Regions from separate parts of the Homo sapiens genome. Here regions 1, 2 and 3 are each linked to region 4. A link is a contact called in ENCODE Hi-C or POLR2A ChIA-PET data. All regions are on one chromosome and are shown on one strand. Each heading gives the region's core, a stretch centred on a gene start or an enhancer-like site at or near the end of the contact. The rest is flanking DNA. Distances are from core to core; before and after follow the strand shown. Region 1 overlaps UBASH3A (ubiquitin associated and SH3 domain containing A). Region 2 has its middle 36 kb from the start of RSPH1. Region 3 holds the start of ZBTB21 (zinc finger and BTB domain containing 21). Region 4 holds the start of ABCG1 (ATP binding cassette subfamily G member 1).

Evidence for each region. Hi-C counts contacts between places; a loop is a spot of excess contacts on that map. ChIA-PET counts read pairs that join two places held with the same protein, here RNA polymerase II (POLR2A). Pooled maps may share reads with other maps.
Region 1: a pooled map shows a loop between it and region 4 (2.1-fold over the local background). The contact joins the enhancer-like site here to the promoter of ABCG1 in region 4. A Hi-C loop is called at or near these places in 1 of 168 maps with a recorded cell type or tissue (CD8-positive, alpha-beta T cell), 1 of 37 single-sample maps with no recorded cell type and 8 of 50 pooled maps. POLR2A ChIA-PET finds 5 or more read pairs at or near these places in 3 of 52 experiments (GM12878, activated T-cell and activated naive CD4-positive, alpha-beta T cell).
Region 2: a map of CD8-positive, alpha-beta T cell shows a loop between it and region 4 (2.8-fold over the local background). The contact joins the enhancer-like site here to the promoter of ABCG1 in region 4. A Hi-C loop is called at or near these places in 5 of 168 maps with a recorded cell type or tissue (B cell, CD8-positive, alpha-beta T cell, GM12878 and 2 more), 31 of 37 single-sample maps with no recorded cell type and 13 of 50 pooled maps. POLR2A ChIA-PET finds 5 or more read pairs at or near these places in 2 of 52 experiments (activated B cell and activated naive CD4-positive, alpha-beta T cell).
Region 3: a loop to region 4 is called in a map of sigmoid colon, with 2.3 times the contacts of the local background. The contact joins the promoter of ZBTB21 here to the promoter of ABCG1 in region 4. A Hi-C loop is called at or near these places in 8 of 168 maps with a recorded cell type or tissue (B cell, CD14-positive monocyte, CD8-positive, alpha-beta T cell and 5 more), 18 of 37 single-sample maps with no recorded cell type and 25 of 50 pooled maps. POLR2A ChIA-PET finds 5 or more read pairs at or near these places in 9 of 52 experiments (B cell, CD4-positive, alpha-beta T cell, GM12878 and 6 more).

Annotation. Positions count from the first base shown.
Region 1 is chr21:42,438,501-42,441,291 of GRCh38, forward strand. The region is part of intron 11 of UBASH3A (ubiquitin associated and SH3 domain containing A); the gene reads left to right. Among named protein-coding and RNA genes, the nearest start is that of UBASH3A, 36 kb to the left of the region's middle. RefSeq lists enhancers at 1-662, 1,938-2,147 and a silencer at 1,438-1,627. Within about 2 kb of position 1,516, at least 2 of the 41 ENCODE cell types and tissues checked have a DNase peak (open chromatin) inside an H3K27ac peak, as active enhancers do; they include CD8-positive, alpha-beta T cell and GM12878, where a contact is called at or near this core.
Region 2 is chr21:42,459,181-42,461,880 of GRCh38, forward strand. No RefSeq gene overlaps it. Among named protein-coding and RNA genes, the nearest start is that of RSPH1, 36 kb to the right of the region's middle. Within about 2 kb of position 1,316, at least 6 of the 41 ENCODE cell types and tissues checked have a DNase peak (open chromatin) inside an H3K27ac peak, as active enhancers do; they include B cell and OCI-LY7, where a contact is called at or near this core.
Region 3 is chr21:42,009,110-42,011,809 of GRCh38, forward strand. ZBTB21 (zinc finger and BTB domain containing 21) reads right to left here and starts at 1,251. Exons shown (of 3, transcript NM_001098402.2): 1 at 1,143-1,251. ZNF295-AS1 (ZNF295 antisense RNA 1) reads left to right here and starts at 85. Exons shown (of 2, transcript NR_119384.1): 1 at 85-475. RefSeq lists silencers at 424-533, 574-883, 1,324-2,063.
Region 4 is chr21:42,217,888-42,220,587 of GRCh38, forward strand. ABCG1 (ATP binding cassette subfamily G member 1) reads left to right here and starts at 1,253. Exons shown (of 15, transcript NM_016818.3): 1 at 1,253-1,417. The coding sequence starts at 1,376. LOC105372814 (a long non-coding RNA gene) reads right to left here and starts at 2,383. Exons shown (of 3, transcript XR_937748.4): 1 at 2,263-2,383. RefSeq lists a silencer at 962-1,231 and an enhancer at 2,162-2,693.

The DNA.
Region 1 (2,791 bases), core at 266-2,765, 220 kb after region 4:
GATGCATCAGCCGGGCTAGGGGGTCTCTTCCAGCTTAGACCGGGAGTAGGTGGAGAGTGGGATGCAGGTAAGGGCAGGGTTGAGCTGTGAGTACGGTGGAGCCAGAGGGGACAGGAAGACTTGAGGGCATAGTGAGGGGGTGACCGTGCCCATGGACTTTCAGCTGGGTCAGCGAGGAGGCCGAGCACGGGGGAGGTGAGTGCAGGAGAAAGGAGGTGATCTGAGTGAGGCTCAAGGTCCACGAGGGGGCTGCTTGGAGACAGCAGAGTTTGGCACTGCACCATGGCGGGGCTGCAGTGGCTAGAATGACAAGTCCCAGGTGGAAGGAATGGATGCTCAAGGCAGGGAGGAAGCCACGTCCTGCAGGAGGTGGGCAGGAATGGAGGGGCCATGGAGGAGCCATCCCGCAGATGGTGGTCTTGCTGGGACTTGCACATGGGGCCACATCAGAGCCGGGGCCACGAGGGGCCGGGACCTTCACAGGAGGAGCCGTTGGGACAGCAGTGGATTCAATGCACACATGTGCATTGCCGGTTCCCATGTCCTCAGATCCCCTTCGCCCCGTCAGAGACGCTCCCTCAGAGCACCTTCAAATCCAGGTGCCCAGGAAGCCCCAGCCAGGAGCGGACCTGGTTCCACCCCGGAGCCTCTCAGGCTCATCATTCCTGTCCTGTGCTCTCATGAACTTTCCATCCCATAGTCCAGTCCTAGTTTCACGAGGCACAGAAATCCATTGTATCAGCATGGAGCATCCACGATCCACCTTCCACACACTTAAAAATGTCAAGACACTTTCTGCCCACCTCAGTCTTGCAGCTTCATCCTTTCATTTCCCACCCAACTGTGGCACAGGACCCCACCCCTCTGCACGGCATCTCGGGTCACAAGACAGAAATGCAGACTTACTTCACTTTGCCTTGGAGGTTCCCATGTTGATTGCATCACGGCACCTCTGGGCTCTCAATGAGCCAGATGAAGATCAAAGAACAATATCAGCTTCTTTGACCAAACCACGAAAGGACTCGCGAATCCCCAAAGGCCTGACGGCAGTGTAGCCGGAGGCCAGAGGCAGCTCCACCCGAGGGCAAGCAAGGCTTCCACAATCCTTGTCTCTCCTCACAACGCTGGCATGCACATACACAGCACACACATCCACACACACCACACACACACCACACGCCACACACACACTACACACACCCACACACACACCATGCACACCCACACACCACACACACCCACACACACCACACACACCCACACACACTACACATACACACCACACACCACACACACACCACACACCACACACACCACCTACACCCACACACACCCACACACAACACACAACACACACACCACACACATAACATACAACACGCTGAACACACATACCACACACACACCACACACCTCACACACACCACACACATACACACACCACACACACGACACACACCACACATCCACACACACACCACACCCCACACACACCCACACACCACACACACAACACACACCCACACACACACCACACACACCACATACACCCCTTGGGGTTTCACTTGGGGGCTGAGTCACAGACCGCAGAGGAGGAGGCTGTGATCTTTGAGAGCCATGACCCCAGCCCAGGTGACAGGGTCCCGCGATGTCCGCCTCTCCCTGTTCCCATGCTCACAGCAGCAGGTCCAGCCTTCGTGTTTTCAGGAAGGCCTGAGAAACAGGACGTGGCCTTTCCAGCTCTGCGCTTTGGGAGGGACGAGGGTGGCAAGATCAGAAATGTGAAGGGGCAGGGTCTCCGAGTATCTGGGGACCCTTCAGTGTGAGGGTGGCTCTTAATAACTATGATGGAATAAAGCAAAATTGATATATAGCAATTTCATCCCTGGTTGTTTAGGATCAATGTATTTATAATTAACCAAACACCTATAATCATAAGATGTGAACCAAGCAAGAAATGCACACAAATATATGACAAGAGGGGAACAGGCCTGTGCCTCAGTTTCCCCTCTTCTCCCCTGTCGCTGGTCTTTGCACCCCACCACTCAATGAGCGCATTTTGTTGGAAACCACCTAAGATGCTGCTGTTCTTCCACTAAGTTTCAGAATCACTTTGGTTTCTGCCACTGGCTGGCCGCCCACTAGCAGGCCGTGCGAGAGTCCCCAGGTCGCCTGTGCCTGCCAGGCCAGCAACAACAGTCTCCTCTCACTGGGGCTTTTACTGCCTCAGCCTGCAAGTTTCCCTTCTAGTGAAAACCTTCGTCTTTCTTTCCCTACCCAACCTCTCTCACCACGATAACAACAACGAATAAAAAAGGAATCTCTTGGCCAGCCTTTGTAATAAAAGAATACGACTGACTGAAAACACTTCATAATTTTATCTTTTTTTTGTCATTGTTCGTGGTTCCTCATTAACACACTTATTCCCATTTTTGGTGGATTTTTTTACTTCTATTATTTGGGTCACTTGCATATAAAAAGCTTTCAAAAATGTCTTTTGCCAGCAATAATGTCAAAATCTTTAATGTGATCTCTCAGTGACCTTTAAGTGCAGATGATGATGATGGTGATGATGATGGTGATGATGCCTGTTTAAAGGGCATGGGTTTATAAATCCTCTGTTAATTCAGAAAAACAAGGACACCCAGTCTTCTTTACAAGGCCTCAGACATGATCAACCTGCTTATCAGATGGTGTCTGAGATGCTAAGGTGCTCAACTTTGTTTAAATTCAATGTCAGAGAATGTCCACATGAACCATTTCACAGCCAAGTCCACAAAACACTGGCCTG
Region 2 (2,700 bases), core at 66-2,565, 240 kb after region 4:
GACCTTCCTCTGCAGCCTCAGTAAATTTACTTATCTAAATGAGTCCAGGTGCTGGGGTGATTACCCTTATCTTGACTTCTGCTAAATCTTGGAGGTCTGGGGAGTTCCTTCAGACTTCCAATAAACTTGTTTGTGGAAGCCTGGGGAGTTTTTTAACCCCAGTAAAACTTGTTTAATCCTAAATGGGTCCTGTTAAGAATTCTTTCATTATTTTGTCATGCGTTAAGGCCCAGGAAAGGCCTGGGCAAAACCCTTGGTGGGCTTTTGTTACATTTCAGCCTTTGTATAGGGGCACTGGCTTTTCTTAGCTTTTAATATTTAACTTAACTACTCGGTCAGTACTGAAGCAGTTGTTATGGAGGCCTGCGTTAGTGAAACCTGGCCTTCCACACTCTGTTTTACATACTCTTACAAATCCAAGTTCTAGAAAATTGTTTTCAAATAAATTTATCTTACGCAGCAGCTGTGTTCTGGATTGCAAGTGGATAAAATGAAACTGAGTGGATTTAACCATGCAGCACCAATAACTACCAGGTAGGGGCTTCCCACGTGGAGGTGTCAAACGAAGTTCGTTCCCTGCACTCCCTCATGCAATCCTCAAGGCAACATGTGAGATTTGCAATGAAGAAATTATACAACACGCAGAGATCACAGAGCTAGCTAACTGTGACGCTGATGTAACCTGGAAGTTACCAGTCTTTGAACTGGACGACTGTTACACTGAGCCGTGAAAGCTGATGGTTCTCAAAATGTGGCCCCTGGACTAGCAGCACCTGTCCCCACTGGAAACTTGCTGCAAATGCACATGCTCAGGCGTGGATCCGAAATTTGGGATGGGGCCCAGCCATCTGTGATTGGACAGGTTCTCCAGGTGATTCTGATGCAGCTCAACCTGAGAATCATTTCTCTTGGGGAAGTGGCTTTGTGGAGGAATGCCACTACAGATCCAATACAAAGAATGGCCCTGGGAGGTTGGCAGTCAGGTGTTCAGGTCAGGTTTCCTCAAAGGCAAGACTCCTATATGACAGGAAGATGATCCTGCGACTTCATAACTACAGATGTGTGTGTGTATATGTATCTATGTGTGTGTGTCTATGCCATTTGTATACACGTGTTTTTTTTTTTTCTTCCTACAATGTGATGAAGAATCAAATTGCAGGCTCTTCATCCACAGAAATTCCCCCTTGTGATCTGAGGCTCTGCCGAGCAGTGGCCCCTCCCCAAAGCAGCCCCAGTTCTCCACTTCCCTCCTGGCCCCCACCCTTGATCATGGCTCCTGAGCATTTTGGGTTTTGTCCAGGGGCTCACTAAGAGCTCTGAGTAGGAAGTTCTCGCTACAAAGATTCAGCTGTGGGCGAAAACCGTATCATTTCCCCAGGTGACGTGGGGTGTGAGGGCAGGGCTGGAGTGCCCCGGGTTCACTGGGGAGCTGCAGAGACTATCACTTGCCTTCCAGGAACCCTTACCGTGTGCCAGCTTCCACAGGACTGTGGTGGAAATGTGGTCAAGGTCTTAGGAGCAGGCCACACAGGGATGGTTCATGCACTGAGGGAGGGGTGTGGAGCCTCTGATTCTGATGGGACTCCCAGGGGTGCTCACAATGGCAAATGGGCTGCTGTTACCTCCTAGCACTGGACTCTGGGTCACCCGCAAGTGTAGGTCACTTCCTTGCTGGTCAGTAATGGGGCACAAGTCACCACAGCAGGCGCCGCTCCTGAAACTCTCTTCAGGGATAGCACGGGCGGAAGTGCAGGCAGCAGGCAGAGCGTGGAGGTCCGTGTGGTGCTCAGTCACTATGGCAACTAGAGATCACAGAGCCACAGTCACCATCCCCCTAGGGCACCTGCCCAGGGAAAAGGAGAAATGTAAAACCACAAGCATACAATTAAGAACAGGTGCAGAGACCCAGCGGCTTCCAGGGCAGCTTTGAAGGGATCCCTCATCTCTCTGGTCCCAGGACATCTGTGCCAAGGGCCAAGCATGGGCCTGATTATAAGGAGCAGCACTGAGGTTCCGATTAAATGCTCAACCCTGCCTGATCTCTTACCAGGAAAGGGTGTGATATGTCCCCACCCAAATCTCATGTTCAATTGTAATCCCAAGTATTGGAGGTGGGGCCTGGTGGGAGGTGACTGGATCATGGGGGTGGATTTCCACCTTGCTCTTCTCGTGATAGAATTCTCACGAGATCTGGTTTCAAAGTGTGTGGCACCTCCTCCTTCTCTCTCTTCCTCCTGCCCTGATCTTGTAAGAGGTGCCTGCTTCCCTGTCGCCTTGCGCCATGATTGTAAGTTTCCTGAGGCCTTCCCAGCCATGCTTCCTATACAGCCTGCAGATCCCTGAGTCAATTAAACCTCTTTTCTTTATAAATTACCCAGTCTCAGGTAGTTCTTTACAGCAGTACAAGAACAGACTAATACAAGGTGTCCATGGGGAAAGACACATGGAGAGATTTGGGCAGAGAAGAAAGAGAGGCTGGAAATTTGGAGCTGCCAATTCCCCTGAACCCCTGTTGTCTACAGAGGCAGCTCCCCTTTGCTCTCCCTTCTCTTTCTCCCCTCCTCTCTCCTCCTTTCACCTCCCATCCCCCATGGAACCCAACACTCCTCTATTAAAAAGCCTTGCAATGACTGCACCTGGGGAAGTTGCCTCCTGAGCTGATGCCACTTCCCCAGGACCCACATCACACCTCTCATTGCC
Region 3 (2,700 bases), core at 1-2,500, 210 kb before region 4:
CAGGGCTGTGAGCGCTTGCACGAAAGGAAAAACCCCAGGCCGTGTGAAGTCTAACTTTCCCCGTCCTCTCGGTCAGGCAATCCCACCGGGGCACCTGTCTAAAAACACCCCGCCTCCGAACGCGCGCTCTTGCGGAATTCTCCCGAACCGCAGAGCCCTCGTGGCTGGGACCGCATAGCAACCGGGGGCAGAGTGCGAGCCCCCAGCGGTGTGCTGGGATGGAAAAGCAGGAGCCGCTGAGGATGGACTACGGGGCGTGTTCCCGAAAAGCCGGGAAGAGATGTGGCGGGGCTGCCGCGGGCGTCTCTAAGGCCGGCACGGGTGGCGTCTTGACTCCCTGCCCCTCCAGCCGCGGACCTCGGACGGGGGGAAGGGGGCTCCTCCAAGCGGGGAGACGGTCGCCGGCCGAGCAGCAGGGCTCCTGGCCGGCGGAGGGTGCTATGCTCTGCGGGACCGCCGGGAAGTCCCAGACAAGGTCTGCGGGGGCTCTGGAGGAAAAAAAACGCGCTGTGAGGTCCAGGCGTCCGCGGGAGGGGCCGGGGGCGGGGAGGGAGCGTCCAGCGGGCACCGAGCGGTCACGCTCCGGCCACCGGGCCGAGGACGGGGCGGCGGGGCTAGGTCCCGGACCGTGAAGGGAGCGGCGGGTCGCGGCAGGTGCGGGGTCCCCAAGGCCGCCGGCCAGCTTCCGCGCACACCCCGCGGCCCGGGCCGCCGGCCCCCAACCCCTGCCCGGAACAGGAGAACGCGCCCTTCTCCACGAGGCGTTTCAACCGCTCCGCGCGAGGGGCGCGCGCCTGGGCCAGGCGTGTCCCCTACCCCAGGGGCAGCTCGGCCAGGGTGAAGAGTGAAGCCCGTGAGGGAATGGAGCATGCGCATTCGCGAGGGCGAGGCCAAGTGCTGGCAGGGAGCGTGCGCAGTGTGAAGGTACAATCGGCTACGTGGGAACCCGGGACATGCTCGGTGAGCGCCCAGGTCCCGCGCACGCGCAGAAGCGCTCGGAGCCCGCAACCCGCTGGTGGAGAAAAAAGAGGAGAGAAATCACCTCAGAGTTACGTCAGGAAAGGCCGCGTTTTGCGGGGAGGCTGTAGCCTCCCAAGGAGCCCCGCAGTTCTCCTAGAGCTAGGGGCGTGACAGTTACTCACCGGTCTTCAGTCTCGAGGCAGACGCCGGGCCCCTTTCCGCTCACACTCGGCTCGCGCGCGCCGCAGCCGCCGCTGCCGCTGTGATTCCATCCATCTTGAATTTGACGTCATCCCACACCAGGGATGAGGTCATCGCAGGCATCGCTCGTCACGTGCGCGGCACTCTGATTGGGCGCCGGGCGCCGGAGGGCGGGGCGGGGGGGGGGCCTCGCGGCGCAGGGGGACGGGGGAGGGCGGGCCTGCCCGGAGCCGCGCGCCGAACGGACGCTGCCGCGCTGCAAGCCCGCGCTCTCGGTCCATGAGGGGAGCCTGCGGCGGCCGTTAGGGGAGGCGGCCGGGCTGGGGGCCACGGCGAGGAGGCTGAGCGCCCCGGCCGGGTGGAGTCCGTCGCGGCGAGGAGCGCGCCGATTCTCAGGGGACTTTGCCGCCTGCCGGAGGCGCCCTTGCTGCGGGGTCGCCCCGGGTCATTCGGCCGCGGTCCTGCCCAGCTGGGCCGCCAGTAGTCCCCGCTTCCGGCGCGGCGGGATGCGTGGCGCGAGCGCTTAGTCCCTCGGAGGGGAGGACGCGCTCCCGTTCACCGGTGGACGGCGGGCGACTCCCCGAGCCGACGACCCCGACAGCGACGGGAGCGACGCGCGGCTTTCTGACGGGCGCGGGCGGCGAGCGGGGCCCTGCGGTCCTCGGGTCGGCGGCAGACGCTCCCGGCCCGCGAGGAAAGCCCGCGGGAGGCGGCTCCTGCCGCTCGCTAGTCGCTCAGAGCGCTTCCATTTCCTCCTCCCGACGCAACCTGGCCACCTGGCCCCTGGGCGGGGACCCGGCGGCCGCGGCCAGGGCGTCCGGGCTCGTTCGCCGCGCAGATGGGGGTCGGTCCTGACCCCCGCCGGGGCGTCCACAGCGGCCCGCAGGCAGCCGGAGACTTCGCATAGTGCCCGGCTCATCGGAGGGCTGTGATCTTTTTTTTTTTTGCAGAAATATTACAACTCCACTGATGAGAAAACTCACTTCGCTTTCAGTCAAAACCAGAAATTAGATAACAGAAATGCCACACTGTCAACACCGACCGGGAGGAAAGCCTCGCTGGCGGAGACCGCTCAAGGGAGCCCTCCGCGCGTTCTCCCAGCCCGGGTCGCAGGTGGAGGGGGAGTGCCTCCTGCAGGGACGGTTCTCCCGCAGACACTCAAACTCCGGGATGTAAAACCCCTGTTAATAATTGTCAGGGGTCTGTTAATTGCCAAATACAGTTTTTGAAAGTTGTATGCACTAGGTAAAATAATTTATGTAATGTTTGGAAGTATGTGAAAGACAGACATTAGATTGATACAAATTAAAAATTTGTTGCCAAATTAACAGCTCTGTTGTAGATTATTAGTTTGACTAATTTTAAGAGGACTCTTAGTCTTACATAAAGAATCTTGCACCTAAAAATTTTCTCCTACAACTTTAAAACACTTTAAATTTTTTTTTTTTTTTCCTGAGATGGAGTCTCTGTCAGTCCCAGGCTGGAGTGCAGTGGCATGATCTCAGCTCACTGCAGCCTCCACTCCCTGGCTCAAGCCAT
Region 4 (2,700 bases), core at 3-2,502:
TCATCATGTTAGCCAGGATGGTCTCGATCTCCTGACCTCCCAAAGTGGTGGGATTACAGGTGTGAGCCACTGCGCCCGGCTGGATGACTCTTGAGACAACACCATTCAGACAAAGGCAAGGCCTCCCACTTAAACTCATAACCGTGTCTCCTTTCTCTCCTTCGATTTGAGCGGCTGAATTTGGTTACAGTCATCTGACCTGTGGGTGTGAAGTCCACCTGCCTGGCATAAAAAGCTGTGCCTCCTTTCTAGGTGAGGAGAAAGAGAGAGACCTGGCTCATCTGAGGTGTGGTTGGGAGGGGGGACCCAGGTGTGCTGGAAATGAAAAGAAATGCATTCCTGTTTTTCGTCCCAACATGCAAACAACTGAACAAAAGCATTAGGGCCTGAGACTGGGAGTAAAGAATTCCTTGTCACCATGGATACCAGGAAATGGCCCCACTTATATATAATAAGGGCTTTAGAGATGCTGGACCATCTGATATTCCAGCCTGGGGCCACATGGGAGTGTGCCCTGGTGTTATTCCTTATACAGTTCCATGAACATGGCTCTGGAAACACCTCTGTCTGCAGAAAATGAGGCTTTTCTTTTTTTGTTCGGGGGTGAACAGAGGGCAGAGGCCTGGGCATCTTCACTCAGCACCCCTTTGTAACCCAGCACTTAGCACCATGGCTGGCGCACAGCAATGTCACATGTGTGAGTGCACACGATGCCTCACTGCCAGGGGTCACCCCACACCGGTGCTGTTGGGGGCGTTGGAGTGGTTATCTCTTCTTTAGTCCTCAAGCTCCTACCTGGCAGAGAGCTGCCCAACACCGTCGGGGTGGGGTGGGCGGGAAGGGAAGAAGCAGCAGCAAGAAAGAAGCCCCCTGGCCCTCACTCTCCCTCCCTGGACGCCCCCTCTTCGACCCCATCACACAGCCGCTTGAGGCTTGGAGGCAGTGGATTTCCGAGCCTGGGAACCCCGGCGTCTGTCCGGTGTCCCCGCAGCCTCACCCGTGCTGGCCCAGCCCCCGCGAGTTCGGGACCCGGGGTTTCCGGGGTGGCAGGGGGTTCCCATGCCGCCTGCGAGGCCTCGGCTCGGGCCGCTCCCGGAACCTGCACTTCAGGGGTCCTGGTCCGCCGCCCCCAGCAGGAGCAAAACAAGAGCACGCGCACCTGCCGGCCCGCCCGCCCCCTTGGTGCCGGCCAATCGCGCGCTCGGGGCGGGGTCGGGCGCGCTGGAACCAGAGCCGGAGCCGGATCCCAGCCGGAGCCCAAGCGCAGCCCGCACCCCGCGCAGCGGCTGAGCCGGGAGCCAGCGCAGCCTCGGCCCCGCAGCTCAAGCCTCGTCCCCGCCGCCGCCGCCGCCGCCGCCGCCGCCGCCCCCGGGGCATGGCCTGTCTGATGGCCGCTTTCTCGGTCGGCACCGCCATGGTGAGTGAGCGCATCCTTCGTCCGCCGGGAACGGTTTTATTTTCAAGGAGAGCAGGAAACACACAAAGACTCGCAAGCTCGACCTGACACCCCTCCCAGGAGCGCGTCCTCTGGGCGCTGACCCAGGGCACCCTAGAGTGGCGCCCGGCTCCGATCGCTGCCCCTGCCCCTCCGCCAGGGCCACCTGGAGCCTCGGGATGCCCCTTGCACCGGCAGAGAGCACGGACTAGGTGGAGGGGCCGGGAGTGGGGCGGGGGCAGCGAGTTGCCCTACAAGTTGGACCGATGGCCTTGACCTGATGGCTTCTGGGCGGGGGGCGTGGGGAGCTGGGGACCCGGAGCGCACTGGGGACTGGGGAGGGGCCGCAGCTTGGGCCGGAGGGAAGAGGGGACTTGAAGAAGGGGAGCCCCGCGCGCGCGGCTGTGGGCTTGGGGACCGGGGACTTCTCGCGCCATCCCCAGGAACGCCAGGCAAGGTCTGGGGGAACAAAAGAGGAAGCTGCCCCCAGAGAGCCGGAGCCTGCGACTGCACTCCCGGGGACACCCTCTCCCGGACCCACTCGGGGAGGCGGCGGCGAAGGCCCGGGGAGACCCGCGAGGGGCAAGCCCGGATTCCTGCCGGCCGCCTTTCTGCGCGCGCCGGAGAGAGAGACGCGGTGGGGACAGGGATGCGCATTTCACTTCCCCGAGCTCCGGAGAGGGATGGCGGGGTGTCGGCGAGTTCACTGCTGGACACAGTTACTGTAAGTGCTGTTTCCAGGGGTGGTCAGGAATCTCCCTTTCTGGTTTTCTGGCATTAGGAACAAACAACAAACCAATCATCAGGCCCCCAGCCACCCACCTCACCTTATCCTAGCGCCCTTCATGTCTACGCCCAGCACACCAACATCGTAGAGGTAGCTAAAGTACAAATGGAAAGTCTTCCGTATTCCACGCCGTGTATCTGTGTAGTTACTACCCTGATATTACTTCCCCGAGGCTGTAAGCCCACAGTGCATGGCACGCTCCGGGGCTCACCCCGCCCCTCCCCTGTATTTCATTTTTAGCATCCTGTATTTGAAGTCAGCAGGGCTCAGCAGGATTTGACCGACAGTTACCTCTTGCCTTGAGCTCAAGAGAAAAAAAAAAAATAGCCAGGTTTCTGCGCATGCTCCGCTGTGACAACTGCATCCTATGATTCCAAACAGGTTACTGTAGAACATACGGAGCCTCGCCAGCTCATTATATAATGATTTTGTGTAAACGATAGAATGGGGCCGCAGACATGGCCAGGCGGTGGGTGGA